Linked DNA regions of Homo sapiens: region 1 is linked to region 2. Evidence: chromatin loops called from intact Hi-C (ENCODE). Cell type or tissue: Calu3. All regions are shown on one strand. Each heading gives the region's core, and the rest is flanking DNA. Links, peaks and the distances in the headings are about the cores only.

Region 1 (8,000 bases), core at 1-8,000, 45 kb after region 2:
AAGAGTTGGGCTGACTCTAAGTAGGACATTGCAGATTATTTTTTTTTTTCAAAAGGAATCCACTGCCAGTATATCCACTTTTTCAAATTTAAATAGATTGGATTGTCAACTTGGTTTAGGCTTAGATACAACTTCCTTGGCCATGAACCAAGGGGAAAAGCATAGAGCTTTTGAGACAGAAAGATGACCATTTTCAGTTAAGGAGATGGAAGTCTGGAGTTGTGAGTCAATGCTAATCGAGGACTGAGCCAGAGGTAGAAACCCAAGTGTGCTGGCTCCCAGCCCTGTACTTCCTCTTCAAGACCATATAGACACTGAAAGATCTTCTGCCTACACTGACAATGTAAGGTCAATCCTCACCAACAATATGCTTTTTTGATACCTGGGATTGGAGAGAGGAAATATCACATTTCCAATTCAGAGCTGCTCTTTTTCTTAACCTGTATGTAAACAAATTCAACATTCAAACCAGGTGTTACCTGATAGAACAGTATTGTAGGTAGAAGCTCTTTGAGGAAAAAAAAAAAACCTCTTTACAAAGCAAGGACATAGATGACTGCAGCAGCATCTAACTAGTGGATGAAGGCAAAGGGGCAATGGGCAGCCTTTAATTATCCCAACAAGAAGTCAGTATTGATGACGTTTCATTACAAAGGAGAAAGTGGGGCTCACCTTAGGTATGAGTGCAGTCCCTTCCTTCCTTCCTTCCTTCCTTCCTTCCTTCCTTCCTTCCTTCCTTCCTTCCTTCCTTCCTTCCTTCCTTCCTTCTTCCCTCCCTCCCTCCCTCTCTCTCTCTCTTTCTCCCTTTCTCTTTCTTTCTTTTTTTCTCCCTCTCTCTCTTTCTTTCTTTCTTTGTTTCTTATTACAAATAATCTTCCTATAAGTAGGAAAGTTTGAGCAGACAAAAAGCATCAATCTGAAGTTAAAAAAAATGCATCAACCTGGAGAAATAGTCATTTTTCAAATGGCATTGCTTATCTTGGGACAACAAAAGCATCCTTCACAAATAAAGTCAGAGAGTGGTTTTAATTTACCATTTACCAATAGATTTGTATGTTCTTTTCAAGAGAAGGGGTGAGATAGACATAGTCCTGGTTTTCCTCAATGCAGGCTTAGGTACAAAGAGATGTCACTTACCCAGAGTCCATATATTGAAGTGAAAATGGAATTTCATGAAGCAAATATAGTTATAGGATGGTAACTCTGGACAAATTTTATAAAAGATGAACTCCAATTGCTTCATTTCACAGATAACAGCTCTGAGCACTAGGGAGAGAGGGAGGGATTGGCCTAGCATTTGCTTTGTGTCTTGAGCAGTCACATCTATTATGGAAGTACTCACTACTCAGCTATACTCACTCCCTGAGACAGGATGGTTGGAAAGAAACCCCACCTTAGCTTCATCATTAACCAAGAAACCCCAAGGATGCTTAGAGAAAAACTCTGGAATTATTTGGGAATTCCTGGAAGAAGCTATGCCCTCTCTCCTGCATCCCAAAGCCCACTCTACACCATCTTGAAAAATGTCAAGGAACTGCATGGATTAGGTTGACTCTGGATGACCCTGGGTAGAGACACATTCAGTTTCCTGCTGACACCGCACCAAGAAAGTGATTTGGTCAGGTGACTCTAGGAGAAATTGGTACTGATAGTATCCAAGGCAGATTTTTAAGTATCAGACTTAATACATAATGATTCTTGGGAAAGCCATTTAAATCCCTGAGACTTTAAGTGGATAAATGTAGGTAAAGTAGTATAGTACTTGGCTCATAATAATTGCTCATTCAAATTCACATGTTAGTTTTAGTTGTTTTTTTTAAATTAGAGTCCTGTGAATACATGAACCCACCCACCCACATGCAAACACAAGCAAACACACAGCCATGACCCCATGCATAAGTTTGGCTGAAGACACCCTCATGGGAACTAGTTCACTGACTTCCAAATTAAAGAGTTAAGCATTTGATTTGGTCTGTTCAACATTAGGGGTATCAGCCAGCAAAATCTGTTGAGCTTACCATTGAAAAATCCTTTCATTCATTACTGTGGTCATAATACACAGTTACCTGGCCAGGAAAGAGTACACATCACAGGGATCTGCTCACTGCACGTGTGCCTGAGCTCTCCCTCACTTTCTGCCTTCTTCAAGAATTCTTCCCTGATTGGTCCAACCAGAAGCGCTGATTCTCCCCACCTGATTTCCTGTAATTTTATAATCTATGTCCTTCACTTTTGTGTTATATTGTTTATTTCCTTTTGGTCTTTTTGTGTGCATATGTATATGTTTTGGGGAATGGGGTATTCACTTTTGTTACTCACTGTGTTACTCACTTTTGTATGCCCATAGTGCAGAGCATGGTGCCTTGTACATAGAGTATGTTCGGTAAATATGTGCAATAAAAAGTCCTTTGATTACACAATGGCTTGATATTGGCTTTTCCACTTCCCAAATGAGCCATTTCTTAACTACTGACCTAAATGGAGCTGACCCATTTCCATAAACAGCACCTCCTTGACCTTCATTGCTATAAAACCCATAACAAAACTGCCTCCTCACTTACCTCTCCTTATTGTCCACATTTCTCCTGGAAATATCTAAATGAGGGTTTGCTTTAGATCTTTGGGGAAGGAAGGCCTGTGAGTAGACAACAGTAGAACTAGGATGTGTGGGACTGTTTGGTGGTTAGCAGAACAATGCAAACTGGCTCCCCTGTCCAAAGTCAAACCGTGTGCATTCCCCACAAGTGGACACAGTGTCTTCTGTGTCTGAATTACCACAGTCATGTAGTGGCTCAGTGAGAACTCCTTGTCCCGGTCATTACAAAAATAAAACAGAAATCTCTCTGTTGCTAGGTTAGGAATTAGATCACAATTGATGCACCAGTTTATCAGCCAATTTCCTCCAAGTTCAACATCAGAACAGGCAAAAAAAAAAAGTATCAGCCTTTAAAAATCATCAACAATAGTGGCATAACCTTGCATTTTATCACCCTCCTTCCAATTATCCCAGTGCAGCAGATGCAAGCAGAGTCTCATGCAATCATCTGAGATAAGGATGAAGAACTGAAAGACAAACAAGTGACTCACTTTAATGGATTTGCTTCAGACAGGAGAAACCTGTAATTTCTCTTAGGCGTGCTTCATGGACCCATAGTGGAGTGAATCACAGACTTGCACAAGCCTTGAAACTGTGGGTAACTTTACAGTTCTCAGATCGGCTTCTCGCAACAGGCAGTCAGTTCTCACTGGGCCCCTTGGACTCCCATTTCAAAAATGGAGAAGACAGATCACAGCCACTGACCAGGGACCGTGGGAGGTGCCACGTGATGGTGAGGCATCATGCTAGGGAGCTGAGCTCTGACCTTCCTGCTGGGTGATTCTCCACCTCTGGGCTGCTAGATCTACTTCCTGGATGCCGTGAGTAGATGTCCTACACCAGCACCATTTTCCTGTTGAAGAAAGGCTTGTTTTTGCACATATTCCAGGAGGGGGAAATGCGTGATATATGATGGTATTTTCTGGAATGCTTGATTCTTCTGGAAACTTCTCTAACATGATTTAGAAATTGGCTAGCTCAAGGTTGGAGTATTTCCTAAGCCTCTTTTACGTTTGTTTTTCTTTAAGAGTTGTTTGTCAGGCTTTAATGGCTCACTCCTAGGAGTGAAAATGCAAAGTATCCTGTCAGGCAAATAAACTCACTGTCCCTGCATTGTCCCCTTGCTTGATAAATTTCAATACCTGTCTTTTAGACTGAATGTAAAGCTGGATGTTGTTTTAAAAGTGTTCTTGATTAGTTTCTTCTTTTAGTGAGCCTGAAAAAGCTATCATTGTATCAATTTAAAAAAACATTTCTCCAGTTACTGCCAAACACGTTTTTGCAAAGGCATCTTCCCTTGTTTCAAGTGGCCAATTCTATGCTACTTGAAGGTCTATATTCCTTATACTCTGAAGACAGTTGTGAGAGGTCTAAAGTGTTGCATCATTAGGTGCTGTTTATTTGTTTGTTTGTTTGTTTTTCAGTGTCAGCACATCATGAGCTTTCTTCATGGACCAGAGGCAATTGCTGGGCGTATAAATTTCTTTAAAATTTTATAAGTATCAAGATAGTTGGTGAGATATCTAGATGTCTTCTAACTCTGAAATTGTCTTCCAACTCTGAAATTATGTGATTCTTGAAACCTATCAGAATCTGAATCCAGATTCCAATTTTTAGAAGAGATGCTGGGCTACAAACAGATTGGCTGGAAGCCATCTAAAGTAGCTAAAGATGAGATGTTTCTGATTCTAATAGTTCTTTTCTATCTTTCTTTCCCCCAAGGCTCTATGTGAAGCATTTCTTCCATGGCAAGGGAGAACTCTAAGGGTAACTAAATAGATTCTGCTATGAGGGCAAGAGATACTGGGTCTTAAACACATAAACAACTCGTTTATCCATCTGATGTTATAATCAGAGTTCTAATTATACTACTGGAACAGAGGAAACAGACAGACAGTTATAGAATTAGGGGAACAACACACACACACATACACACACACACACACACACAGACGACACACCCCCCCCCCCAAAATGTGGGTCACTTAACTCTTAGGTTCCTTGCCCTCTAGTTAACCTCTTTGGATTGGTTGTTCCCATCAGACAATGGTCTGGCCTGGGAGTAAGAGGCGAATTGCCACCTTGAAGACTGGCAAAAAAGTGAGAAGAGGCACTCCCTCTCACCTTGTGGTACAGTTCCGGGGAGAGGAACCCTTTGGGAAAGTATTTCCTTGATTCACAAATATTCTTGGCCATTCACCTTAGGGTGTTTTGCATGAACAGGTTTGCGAGATCACACCTTCTGATGCATTCCTTCCTGACTGACTACACTTACAGTTCCCAGCTGACCTTTTAAAATTTTCTTTGGGAGTCCTGATGTCAGGCCGCACTCAGCGTGTTCAGACGGGTAGGGAGTACTCAGTCTGTGTGAGTCATCCCCTACAATTCCATCTGGCATGTTTCAGAAAGAAGCTCCAGTACCCAGACAGACTCACTGTAGTTTTAAATTCCAACTCATTCAGAAAATCTGCTCCAGGTACAAGCAAGATGGGACAAATAGGAGATGGTGTTTCAGAACAGCTGGGGTCATCTGGGTCTGTCTGGAGAAATAGGGTTTTATTAGTTCTGACTTATGGAGACAGTGTGGAAAAAGACACATGCATTGTTATGACACCCTCTTGTGCCCATGGCGGACATCCCTAACCTGGCATGGCATTATTTCCTGCTCAATTCTTTTTTCACATAAGGCTCCAGGCAGTACAATAAAGAGGAGGTCCACAGTAGGACTGGCATCTACTTAAGTCACCAGGTTCCAAAATCATCTAGAGTTGCAAACGTGCTCACCTGACCCTCTGAGATAGAAAAGTTGCCTCATGATTTTAAAGCAAAAACTTCAGATGCTGATGTCACTCTGCAGGAATCATTTCCCAATTCATTCACTTATACAACAAATGTTTACTGAGTGTCTATTCTGTATCTTATCCTCTGCTGGGTGCTGAGGATAGAGAAACATCAGGTGTTTACATTTTTTTGCCTATTTCACTAGGTGTGGCCTAATTTCTCTCAGGCTCTGGGGGGGAAGAGCACAAATTGTTGTGCTCTGTTGACCCATTGTGATTAGAATTTAGGCAGCGGTGTGAAAGTCGCTGATTACTGTAAACTTGATGGAGAGGTAGATCCTTAGACACATTCACCCTGGGACAATCAGGTCTAGCTGTGTTTGCCTGTAACTCTCTGAGGCCAGCAAATGTTATTTTCTTTGTAATGACCAGCAAATGTTATCTTTTTCTTTGTAATGACCATGTTAGAGCAGGGAGCCTGGCCTCCATTCAGCAGGCTTGAATTGCTTTTTAGTACTGTGTGAAAAACAAAGGTGAATTATAGTGGGTAATTAACACTTTTATAATCATGCACAGAAAGAGGCGGGTTATGGAAGTGGAGGAGAAGGAACCTGCGACGTGACTTTTTCAGGTCCCAAGAAGCTGCGTTTCTAGGTGGCTTAGTTGCTTTTATCTCTGAAATAAATCATCTTGCAGACACCTTGGGAAGGAGATGTGGAGCTGCCCTTATTGGGTGACTAGTATAGCAATTGGAGGGAATTTATAAATGACTAACCCTTTATTTACCTTCTTGCCACAGATAGCCTCAGGCAAGAGTTCTTTTGCTTCTTGTTTTCTCTTTCACTTTTTAATTCTTCATTTCTGAAACTGATTTCTTTCTTGTGGTCACCCAAGCTTTGCTGTGAATGACTTAAAGAGCTCCCATGAACATATCAGCACAGTGACGGGCATTAGGTAGATGCCCAACAAATACATGTGTAGCCTAAGTCTGGATAGATTAATGTGTTTTCCTCCAAGATAACATATTGTGATGGAATAGCAGCTTGAAACTCCTCAAGGCATTTCTGATTACTTATTTATTTTTATTTTTATTTCTTGAGACAGAGTTTCACTCTTATTGCCCAGGCTGGAGTGCAATGGTGCAATCTCAGCTCACTGCAACCTCTGCCTCCCAGGTTCAAGCGATTTGATTCTCCTGCTTCCGCCTTCCAAGTAGCTGGCATTATAGGTATGCACCACCACGCCTGGCTCATTTTTTTGTATTTAGTAGAGAGGGGGTTTCACCATGTTGGTCAGGCTGATCTCAAACTCCTGGTCTTAGGTGGTCCACCCGCCTTGGCCTCCCAAGGTGCTGGGATTATAGGCGTGAACCACTGCGCCTGGCCTAGAATTTCTGATTATCAAGTGAATTGGTAAATCCTGGGTGAAACAGTTTTCTTACTACAAGAAATCTCAGAACCTTTGATATGTGTTCATGCCTGTTTGTGTGTGTGTCTGTGTGTGTGTTGGGGGGAGTTGGGCAGTGGTGTTACCCATCGTTTCCCAAACTGATATGACCATGGAACCCCTTTGGCTTTTATGAGACCAGTCTTCCACAGAAACCCATGTGAGGACACAAGGCCTTGGTCAAATACAGTAGACACAAAAGCCTCCGTTGTTTGCCTACTAAAAGTAGAGCAGTCCCACTCCCCGAATTCAAAGAAAATTAGGTCAGTCTATATAAATGCCTTCAAGGTTAAATTTTTCTTCTGTTCCATTTTCTTTAACCTTTTTGTGCCTGCTACAAATGGTTGACAAACAAATGGTGGATAATATGCATCAACCTCAAACATAAATATGTCTTGTTCCAGCATTATTCTGTCACAATTACTGCTTGCTGTTTTTGTTTCCCCTCACTGAGTACTAGAATCTTGATTTAAATGGAGACGTCTCTTCCCAACAAAGTGTTTTTCTGCCACCATACACAGAGGGTTTATAAAGATAGAGAATATAAGAGAATACACAATTTTGTTGACAAACTGAACAGAATGTAGAACCAGAAGTCAATAAATGGAATAAAGGTAATTTAAGGAGAATATGCCTGGAACAAGTCTGGATTCTCCACATAGGATAGGATCTAGCACTGGCTGTCCACTCTTTACCAGAAACTGGTATGTCCCTCACCTGGGTGAGTTAGCCCCCATCAGGCTCCCATATGAAAGCTTCTTCTTTAGGTACTGACCATGGTTTGCTTATATCCATCTGGACAATTCTCACTCTTCTTGTTACATTTAATTTAATATTTAGGTTTTGCATGCTTGTTCTTTTCTTTCCCTCATCCTTTCAGGAGACCACTCACTACATATAGACATGTGCTAGGTGCTGGAGAGATACTATATTTGTGTTTACTGAAACTTTTCAGTTTGGAATGTTGATAAACTCCAATTCACTTTAATTATTAATCTTTATCAGTGGTAGATCTAAGGATGTGTGTTTCCTCCTTTACATTCTATAAAATATCAACCATGGATGAATTAGGAGGATAAATTATGCTGCCAAAGCTTTTAATAAAATTTTAAATTCTTCATTCTCAGAATCCTTAAGCTCTTCTCTGCAGAGGACTCTGGCTTTTGGCCTTAGCTACA
Region 2 (11,340 bases), core at 1,344-9,343:
TTCACTCATGGATGGATGGATGGTTAAAGTAATTGTAACTATTAAATTCATTCAAAACCAAACAAACACTATTGTGTGTGTACAGCTCTTATTTTCCTGGGAGAGGGAGGCTAAAGAGACAATCCCAAAATGTTAAGCCATGAAAAACACAAGTGTGAACTGTGCAGGCCCATTTATACTTGGGTTTTCTTCTGCCTCTGCCACCCCTGAGATAGGAAGGCCAACCCCTCCTCTTCCTCCTCCTCAGCCTACTCAGTGTGAAGATAACAAAGATGAAGACCTTTATGATGATCCACTTCCACTTAGTGAATAGAAATATATTTTCTCTTCCTTTTAATTTTCTTAATAACATTTTCTTTTTTCTAGCTTACTTTATTGTAATAATACAGTATATAATATATATATACAGCATAGAAAATATGTGTTAATTGACTGTTACGTTGTTGGTAACGCTTCTGGTCTACAGCAGGCTATAAGTAGTTAAGTTTTGGAGAGAGTCAAAAGTTATATACAAATTTTTGACTGCATGTGGGGGCCGGCACCCCTAACCCCCATGTTGTTCAAGAGTCAACTGTGTAAATAATTATAAATAGAGATACATGAACTAAGGGAGTCAAACAGGGCACAGTAATTTAGGATTATGGAGTTGGTGGGTTGGAAGGATGGGGAGACCTCTTAGAGAGAATGGGCAGTGAAGGCCTCCATGGGAGGTACTGAAGCTAAGACCCGAGAGAGAAGCAAGGCTGGATTAGGGTGAGGCAGGTGGGGCCTATGACACAGCATTGAAGGAAGCCCTCAGTCTCAGGGTCACACGAGGCAAGATCCACACTTTCCTAAGGCTCTCTTTCCTCATGTTAGTTTTTATTGCACCCTGGAGAGGAGAAATAGCCAGTCGCACAAAGAATGTGGGGTGTGTGTGTGGAAGAAAGCAGTAAGGTGAGGGGCTGGGGAGAACGAGATATGCACAGTGATCCCAGGCAGAATAAACAGGCTATACACGGGCCCTGAGGTAGAAAGGCATTTGGTAAGTTTCAGGAGCTGATTGGAAGCCCTTATACTTGGTTGAGCATGGACAGAGGTAGAAAAGGCCCAGGAGGAGGGTGAAGAGGCAGGCAGGTCTTGCGTCAGGCGGGCCTTGCAGGCCACATGAGGCACACAGATCTTATCCTAAGTGTAATGAGAATAGTTTTTAATCTGTGACGCCATGTGACTGAATATATATTTACAAGATTTCTGAAAAACAGATTGAAAGGGGGTAAGGGTGAAAGCAGAGAGAACAATTAGAAAGTGTTTGTGTTAGTACAGGCCAGAGAGGAAGATGGTTGGGACTGGATGGAGATGTAGTTATGTGTCACTTAACAATGAGGATACTTTCTGAGAAATGTGTCATTGGAGATTTTGTCATCATGCAAACATCACAGAGTACACTTACACAAACCTGGATGGTATAGCCTACTACACACTCAGGTTGTATGATATAGCCTATGCTCCTAGGCTACAAACCTGTACGACATGTTACTGTACTGAATACTGTAGGCAACTGTAACACAATGATAACCATTTGTATATCTAAACAAATCCAAACATAGAAAACGTACAGTAAAAATAAGGTGTTATAATCTTATGGGACCACCAGTATATATGTAGTCTATTGACTGAAACATCGTTTTGTGGCTCATGACTGTATAAAGAAATGGACAGATGTGAGATATATTTTGAGGTAGAAACCACAGGACTTGCTGACGTGTGAATGTGGAGTTTAGAAGAGAAGTGTGGCCTGGACATCCAAGCTGTGGAAGTGGGTGAGCTCCTCCAGGGAAAGGGAGAGAGGAGAGAAGGGAGGAATGGGGTATGGAGGGGAGGAGGGATGAGGAGAAGGTCTAAGAAGCTCCAACACTTAGAATTCTGGTAGAGAAGAGATCATACAGGAAATAGTAAAATGAGGTACATACAAATTTAAGAAGAGTGGTGTTTCCTCAACCCAAATGTCTGTTGACAGATAAGTAGATAAGGAAAGGGTGACAGATATATAAATGGAATGTTATTCAGCCATAAAAAGAAGGGAACCCTGTCATATGTCACAATATGAATTAGTATTGAGGACATTATGCTAAGTGAAATGAGCCAGTCACAAAAGGATAACTACTGTATGATTCCACAAATATGAGTTATTTAAAGTAGTCAAATTCACAGAAACAGAAAGTAGAAAGGTGGTTGCCAGAGGTTGGGAGGAGGAGGAAGTGGGGAGTTGTTCAGTATTGCCTGAAAAAGTTCTAGAGACCTGTTACAAAACAATATGAATATACTTAATGCTACTGAACTGTACACTTAATTAACAGGGTAAATTTTGCATTATTTTTAAACCACAATTTAAAAAATAAAAATTAAAGAAGGAAATATTTCAAAAAAGAGAGAAATGGTTAACTGAATTGAGTGCTGCCGAGATGTCAAGCAAAATGAGGGCAGAGTTAATTATAGAACTGTTAAGATGGAGAACATTGGTGACCTTTATACAATTGGTTTCAATGGCATGAAGAGCATGAGAACAGCAAGGATAGAAGTGGAGACAGCTTGTGCGGACAGTTTTCAGAAGGTTTAGCCAGGAAGAGAGACTTGAGGCAGACTCAGTGAGAGGACAAAAAAACGAAGGAGACTTTTGTTTTGCTTTGTTTTGTCTGAGGAAGGAAGATACTTGAGCATATTTAAACATCAATAGCATTATCCATAGTAGAGGGAGAGATTGATGGTGCAGGAAACAGGAAGAAAATCTAAAGAAATGCAGCCCTTAAGAATGTCTGAGGAGATAGGGACAGAGCTCCTCTGAAGGGACTAATTTTGACAGGACGACAGAGACTCCCTCTCACATGACAGGAAAGAAGGAGGAGAAGGCTGGAGCACATGCAGATGGAACGTGGGTTTAGGGGCGAGAAGAAGATAAAATCCTCATCTGGTGGCTTTGATTTTCTCTGTAAAATATTAGGTGAGGCTGGGGAAGAGTTGCATCAACCGTTTGAGGAGAGCCAATGAATGTAATTAGTCATCCAGGATCATGGAAAAACGAGCCGGCCAGTGAATCATATCAGGGTTGACCAGCTGTGTGGAATTTTGTATTTATTATTTTAAAGTGAAACTACCATGTTATATTTTATCAATTCTAAGATGCACATGTTTCAACCTCAGAATTTGGGATGCATTCTAGCACTGTTCCATAGTTTCCTAGTATTGTTGGTTTCCTCGCATTGTTTCATAGTTTAATTGCCACCGTTGTTTTCTTTATGGTTCATAAAACAATGGGAATATCATAATCAATGGCACCTTACGGTGAATGAGGCATGGTAGATGGCTTTGTTCTGTAATTTTATACCTGCCAAATTCAACTGCTTGTGTACGGACATGGAGAGGGCATTTGTTTCAGGTTTGGGTTTTAAAGATGAATAAACTTGAGAGAGGACTGTAAAGTTGACAGTAGCTGTCAATAACAAACAGGCATATTTTGGCCTACTTAGGGAAAAATACAATTGCAATGTGACTAGAAAAATTGCCTCCTGTGGAGATCAGCTATTCATTACTGGAAGAGTTTAATCTGCAATTTTGGTCCACATGGCTATTCTAAGATGTTTTGCCAGGTTAAGATCATATCATAAATTTCTCTTGTAAGCTAAATACTCATGAAACAACAGTTCAGAATTCCTTTATCAATCACCTTTTCCAATAGATGTCCAATACTGAATGACCACGAGTCATATGCTGGGTGACTATTGAAGAAAAGATAGGGAACATGTGTATTCATTCATAGAACATTTAATAATTACCAGCTATATGCCAAGCAGTCTATTGGGTTTTGAGGAAATAAAAATACAATATGAATTCTTTGACTTTGAAGAGCCCACAGTCTGATTTAAAAAACAAAGAATTGACAACAGAAGTATTCTTTCATCCAATCGCTTATGTAACATATATTTATTGGACTCCTACTGAGTGCCAGGCATTGTTCTAGGTGACAGAAATACAGCAGTGACAAAATTACAAAGTCCCTACCTCCGTGGTCCTTACCTTCTAGTGAGATACATCAATTGACCAATAGCACACCACTAAACATGATACTTTTGACTAGTGATAGATTGAGGAAAACAGTGAAATGTTATAGAGAATGACGGGTGTTACCTTAGATTGAATGTTAAGAGTATAAATTAAGCTATATATTTTTTTCTTTGGCACGGAGTTTCGCTCTTGTTGCCCAGGCTGGAGTGTAGTGGCACAATCTCAAGTGATTCTCATGCCTCGGCCTCCTGAGCAGCTGGGATTACAGGAGTGCACCACCAAGACCAGCTAATTTTTGTATTTTTTGTAGAGATGGGGTTTTGCCATGTCAGATCTGATGACATCAGGTGATCCACATGCCTCAGCCTCCCAAAGTGCTGTGATTACAGGCGTGTGCCACTGAGCCTGGCCAAATTAAGCTATTTTGGCCACAGTAACAGAAAGCCTAACAGTGGCTTAAGCCCTCGAGCTATTAATTATATATTTTAAGAGCGCAGAGATTATTGATCCCAGTGTGGATTTAGTAATTCAGTCATGTCATCAAAGATCAAGAGTTTTTCCATGTCTCTGTTCCCCCATTTGCAACACATTGATGTTTTCCTCATGGCTGCAGAATGACTGCCATAGCTGCAGATACTACACCCTCTCAATTTCCAAAGCCAGAAGAGAAAAAGGGGTGGGAGAATGGGGACAAGATAACATTTTTTCTTCCTAGTGTAGCTGTTTTAATTATCAGGGAAAGGTTCTTTCTAGAAGCTTTCACACCCCCTAGCAGACTTCCCCCTAAAATTCATCGAACAGAAATGGTGGCCTGCCTACATGTAGTTTAGTGACCAGCGAAGAAGATCTATATTACCACAATTCATTCAAAATAATCATGGGTCATCCAATCTGAGTTTTGGGCAAGGAAGAAGGCAGTGTGGACTGGGGTAGGTAAATAATGATTGCCACTTCAGAGAATGCTTCCCTGAGGAGATGACATTTAAACTAAAACCTAGATGATGAGATGGTGCCGGTCTTGTGCACCATGTCCCATGGTGGCACTAAGGGAGAAGCTAGGCCAGAGTAGATGGCCAGGAAGGGCTGACAGGGGAAGAGGCACTTGAGGACGAGAATGAGTCAGCCAGGTGAAGTTATGGGTAGAGAGGGGCGGAGGCTTTCAGGCTATAGCAAAGGCCAGTGGAGAGGAAAAGAAATGTGAGCCAGTTTGTATGGCTGGAGCAAGATGAGCAGGACAAGGCAGGCCACAGCCTTCGTGGAGATGATTGCAGAGGGGATGATTTGGATTCTAGCATTACAAAATCAGCAATAAGGCAGATGTATGCAAAAGGACCGGTACTCAGTTTCACGTAGGGCTGTGGAGGAGACTTAAGACAGCTAGGTTGAATCTGACTGAGTACAAGGAGTCAGCCAGGGAACAGAGGTGGCAAGGATGTCCCTTAGGCACAGGGCACACACGGCAGGCATGAAGGCTTGGAGGCTTGAAACAATGTGATGAAAGCCATCAGTACAGCATCACCAGAGGATGATGTGTGAGTCAGAGAGTGACCGGGGATGAGGCTGGAGCCATGGCTGGGAGCCCTGCTTCATTTGGTTTAGGCCAGTACAAGCATCTGCCTTTTCAAAAGTTGGGAGTCCCAGCTCTGGAAATAATAGCTGGGTTGGCTTCCTGATTTGTGCTGTGCGGGGCTGGGCTTGGATGATCTTCAAGAACACTTCCACTTTTTACATTCCTGATCTCTGGTAGATGCTCAATAAACCTTTACTGAACAAGTCTCTCCTGCTACCAAAACGTTGCTCATCAGTGTAAATCAGACGTGTCCTTTAAGGCCTGGTCTGTCCCTGTATTCTCCATGAAGTGACTCCTGACCAGGCCAGCCTCCATCAACTCCTCCATTGTTGGGAGTGACTGTGTCAGCTATTAGTAGAGAAGATCTTGTATGTTTTTCATATTTATGTGTTTTCTTCTTCCAACTAGAAGTGTGAACTCTGGGAGGTTAGGGGTCATATTTTATATAAATTGATATATCCACAGATGCATGGCACACTGGGCATTTTGTGTATAAATAATGACAATGCGACTGATTAGGACATGTTAGTGTAGACTCACCAGTTGTGACAAATGCATCACCTACCGCGAGATGTTGATAGTGGGGGAGGTTGTGTGTATGGGGGGGCAGGGATATTTTTGAAATCTCTGTACTTTTGCCTCAATTTTGCTGTAAACCTAAAACTACTCTAAAAAATAAAGCATATATATATATGTGTATATATATATGTATATATATGTGTGTATATATATGTGTATATATATATGTATATATATGTGTGTATATATATGTGTGTGTGTGTGTGTGTGTGTATGTGTATATATATATATATATATATATATATATATATATATAAATTTTTTTTGAGACAGGGTCTTACTCTGTCACCCTGGCTGGAGTCCAGTGGCACAATCTCCACTCACTGTAGCCTCAATCTCCTGGGCTCAAGTGAGCCTCCTATGTCAGCCTCCTGAGTGGCCAGGGCTACAGGTGTGCACCACCATGCCCAGCTAATTTTTTTTGTTTGTTTGTTTAAAGTAGAGACAAGGTCTCATTATGTTGCTCAGGCTAGTCTCGAACTCCTGGCCTCAAGCATTCCTGCCTCAGCCTCCCAAAGTACTGAGATTACAGGTGTGAGGCACTGTGGCCAACCTATATTTTTTAAAAGATAGAATTTTCCCATCTGAGGAGCAGACTTGAGTGGATTTCAAGAGGGTACTATTCAGCCCTCAAGGGGATTCACAGACCTAGAATTAGAGAAAAATAGCAGCACAGCACTCACAGCAGCTGGGAACTTTCCCATCCTTCCCTGGCCACTTCCTAGAAGATCAAGACTAGCTAAGGAAACAAAATGAGGAAGGGGGAATGCTGAGATTAAAATTAAGGGGTGCCTTTCAGTATATTAGGAGAACTTCGTGAAGATTTTGAAAAATGCCACACTCTAGATAAATATAGATATAGCTTTTCAAACATGGGATTGGGGAAGCTAAGAAGTTCATAAATACAAAAAAAAAGAGTTTTTGAGTGTTTCAAATTTAAAAAAAGATATGTCACTGACCATGTTGCTTTTTGAGAGTCTTTGTCCTTGTATAGGGTAGGTTATGCTGAGGTGACAAATAGCTCCCAAATCTCAGGGAGTAAGAATAGTAAGAAGTAATCCTTTCTTATGGTTGTCATGTGTTAGCAGGGACCTCTTCTTATCACGGTCACTCAGGGACCCAGTCTCATGGAGTAACTACTATTCTGAATTGCTGGCACCATGCAGAATTACTTAAATGCCCCACTGACCACAAGGAGGTGAGGAATCACAATGCTACCTTGTGTTTGCAACTGGAGACCGATAGGAATGATTAGGGAACCATACCACCATAATCCTAGTAACCAGAAAGCCAGCCAGCTAGTACCAGAGCCCCAAGCAGAGGCACTTGTGGTTTCCAAATTTCATCTTTAGGCTCAGGCTGATTTGTAAGAACAAATGAGCTACAGCCATGCATCACACATCCTGTGCTGCCACCACAGTCTTAAATCCCTTGCCCAAGACAGGAGCCTTTGCTTTTTGTGAGAGTCCGCGTCTGTCACCTGGTGTGACTCATCCATTCTCCAGTGCATTGCCCCTCCCACTGCAGGAGCTACTCCCATGCAGGACTTGTCTGTCAGGCTGCAGCACTCCTGCACATGGGGCTGACTGCCTATGGGAACCGCAGGGTCCAGCCTGGGGAGCTGCCATTCGGGGCTAACTTGACTCTCATCCATACAAGAGCCCAGCCTGTGATTTGTAGCAAGGTATGACAGAAGAGAGCCAGTAATGCCCATATCTCCAGCTGCCAGGGAGTGGGGCAAATTTGCCGGTGAGTTTGTCTTTGGCCAGCCACAGTGAGTAGTCCCAGGTCCTCCTTCTCCTTCCAGTGACTTCCTTTGGAGAGGAATTTCAGAGATGAGCAGCCACTCATGATTTTGTGTTTGTGAGGCTTTGGTAATTTGAGGTTTAATTAATAACATATGTAGTGAATAAGTGAATTTATACAGTGAATAAGGGAACATGTACAGTGAATAAGAAGGAATTTATTAACTTTAAGGCACTTTACGTAATAAGAGCACAAGTCTGTATAAAAATATTTTTGTTTTCATTTATTCTTCTCTGTTCTTCTGTGCTCCACTAATTTTATCCAAAGATCAGAATACAGGAAATGGGAACCTATAAATAACCTTTTTTTCTGATAATCTCCAAGGTACTAGGTGTAAATGCAGAAGTTAATGAACATTTTTATGATTATTTTCCCTCATCAGACCTTGTCATGTTTTATCTACAATTTTGGCTTATTATGAAGGCATCACTAGCCTCAAACCCTTCTTGAAACTGAGTAATATTTTTGTACTTTCTCAAAAAATCCTGCACCAACGACTAACCTATGGCAATGAAAACTCTTGGCCTTACACATTCTTCTTCTCAGATGATACTTTCTCAAGAGGAAGGCAGACTTTGGGGAGATTTCTCTGGGTTCTTAAGCTTGTCTCCATTGTGTCATTCTTTGTATTGTGGGGATGTAACTACAGTTCCATTGTTTTTTATACTATTCTTTAAAATAGTGTAATTGATGCTTCATTCCTTTCTTTTTTCTGATTCTTTGTCAGTATTTGTTGAATATGAATTTTAAAAGTTTAGTTTTGCTTAAAATTGTTTATCCTTTGAAATTTGACAAAATGTGTTTTTCCCTCTTAAAGTGAACTTACAGATAAAAGTGATGCTTGAATTTCTCCCACATTACTTTTGGTTTATTACGTTTCCTCTTTCAAAATTCATTCATAGTCCTATAGTTTCAAAAAATCCACTTATTGGTAGCTCAAATGCATAATTTCAAATATATTTCTGGGCAAGTGGTTAGCCTTAAAAGACTGCAAAACTTGTACTTTATGTCCTTAGAGATGGTATCCTAAAATAATATAGCCACAATTCTGTTCTAATAATATTTGCATAATATAGAGTTACAACATCATTGTCTTTTTTGAAAAATGAATAGAAACTTGTGAACAGAAATCAGACCTCTTATTCACAGATAATGAGATCAGGGGATTCAGTTACCAGGCCTGGTAACCGGTTGCTCTTTCTAAAATTGGACATGGGAGGACAGCACAGGGGTTGTCAGTGGAAGTCACCTGCCCTGGGTTCAGGCATTAACGGGGTGCAGTTCCTATAGAGAATAATATTTCTAAACATGTCTAAAAGATAATAGAACCAACTGAAAATCAGTCTTCTTTATCATCAGCATGTTCTGGTAATTCTAACCCATGTCAGTGACATGGGTTGGTGATATGGGCAGACCAGGCCCACAGCCACCTTCCCCTCCTTGTTACTGCTGTTGTGTGTGTGAGATTTGATTTAATTCACTAGTGGGAAACAGTCTACCTCAGGAGACAGTGGCTACTTCCAAAAAACCATAGTTTAGCAATGATCTATCAGTCCCATTATCTTGGGAATTGATGGCTTCCGGGTTTGTTATTTTTATATATTTCTTTTAACATAACAGCCATCTCTCAGGCTAGTAAAACCCCTGATTTTATTTTTATTTAGGGACGAGGCTATAGAACCTACTGCTTCTGCCTATTATTCCTGAATCTTTTGACTGCAATGAACAACTCCTGAGTCTTTTGACTGCAATGAACAACTCCTTAGCTAAAGCCCCAAAAGTGATTTTATTTTAGTAATACTCGGAGATCTCATAGAACACAGGGCATGAGACACAGGGGTCTGAATGGCCTCAGGACTCTCTTTATGATCTTTGCCCCTCTTGGTGCATCTGCTTCCTTTTGCTCTGTCCTTCTTTCTACAGTTAGGTCGTTCTCAATCACATATTAATATCACCTAGGGTTTTTTCTCAGTTCTGTATATGAATATCATCTGTGGAATTTAAAAGACCATTTATCCTAAATGTTAACAGCACAATGTAGGTGAAGGGATATTAAGTGTTCACTGTTCTATTCTTTCCATTTTTCAGTCGTAATTAAATTATTCAAGATAAAAAGTTTGGGGCAATGTATTAGTGTCTGAGCCTCAGCCCCAGAAATTCTGATTTAAATGGTTCTGAAGTGGGGCCCAGGCACTAGTATATTTTAAAAGCTCCTCTGGGAATCCCGATGTACGATTGAAGCTGGAAATCACTGCTATGGATTGCTGGGTTTTTCAGCTTCTCTTGACAAAGAGAGTGAGTCCCATCTCTTTCTTCTTGTCCAAATTTCAAAATTCCTGGGGTGAGGATGGATGGGTTCAGTTGGATCAACTGCCATCCCCTAATGCAGTCAGCTCTGACCAAGTACACTGTTCAGCTGGCTGCACACACAGGAAATGTGGATGGGTAAGCAGTTTCCAGACAGGGATGGGTGGGCTGAGGGGGTAGTTAGGAAAATAAATGTAATAATGATAATAGGAGTCCAGTGTATTCCTCTAACAGAAATGCAAAGTGAGTCCTGAACTGCTGAATTTGAGAACATCCAGCTGTTGATAAGACAAAGCCATTGCTTATTATGACCGCTGTTTTTTCAAATTATATCTATTTCAAAAGAATGGAATAACAGAGAATTGGTCTTTGTTAATCTGAAAGTTTTGGATCGCAAAATACAAATTAACATGTTTGATAACAAAAACAAAAATCTTATCCATATTAGAGTAGGAAGTTGTAAAAGTTGCTCTGCATTAGGTGATGCATATTAGCAAATACTATGAAGGTCACTGCTTGGCATAATGTTCTATTTGTAGCAGGTATACATTTTATCTCATAACACATCTGGCTTTTAAAATATCACATTTCCTCAAAGATTCTAAATCAGTTATAAATCAGTTAATAGAACGAGTCCTCCCTACTGCCCTTTGATTTCCTACAAATATTTTTGAGGAAATTCCATCTTGGCGTTGTGTTTGGAGAGGCTGTCTTCTGCCAAGGATCTAGGAAGAATTTGGAGAGTCTAAAGCAGTCTCAAGTCATCATTGCAGCTGGAAGAGAGTGGCACTATCCCTTCTGTGCAAGCTTGGGCACGGAGACATTTTATGATGGTCTTTAATGCCTTGGGTCTCAAAGGCATTTGAGTTCCATATATATTCAGTTCTCTTCACACGCTGAGTCACCCATGAATGTCTTCTCACTTCTACAGGCATTCCGTGGTACGGGAGCTGATACCTAGGGAGTTTATATAACCTCTTCCCTTTCTCAAACCAGGAGGAAAACTCTTCTTCCTTGCCCGAAATACCTATCTTTTT

The links. Hi-C counts contacts between places; a loop is a spot of excess contacts. Peaks named below come from ENCODE experiments on the same cell type or tissue, not always from the same donor. Only the 100,000 strongest peaks of a DNase experiment are listed, where the experiment ranks them.
Region 1: a loop joins it to region 2, with 2.6 times the contacts of the local background. A loop is called at or near these places in 6 of 110 quality-filtered maps.

Annotation. Positions count from the first base shown.
Region 1 is chr6:47,695,378-47,703,377 of GRCh38, forward strand. It overlaps ADGRF4 (adhesion G protein-coupled receptor F4), which reads left to right and starts at 3,203. Exons shown (of 10, transcript NM_153838.5): 1 at 3,203-3,417. It also overlaps the pseudogene ADGRF2P. In Calu3, for the core only: no CTCF peak of the experiment used is centred there; DNase peaks (open chromatin) are centred at 3,264 and 4,934.
Region 2 is chr6:47,648,721-47,660,060 of GRCh38, forward strand. It overlaps the pseudogene ADGRF2P. Among named protein-coding and RNA genes, the nearest start is that of ADGRF4, 44 kb to the right of the region's middle. In Calu3, for the core only: no CTCF peak of the experiment used is centred there; DNase peaks (open chromatin) are centred at 3,041, 5,171 and 7,711.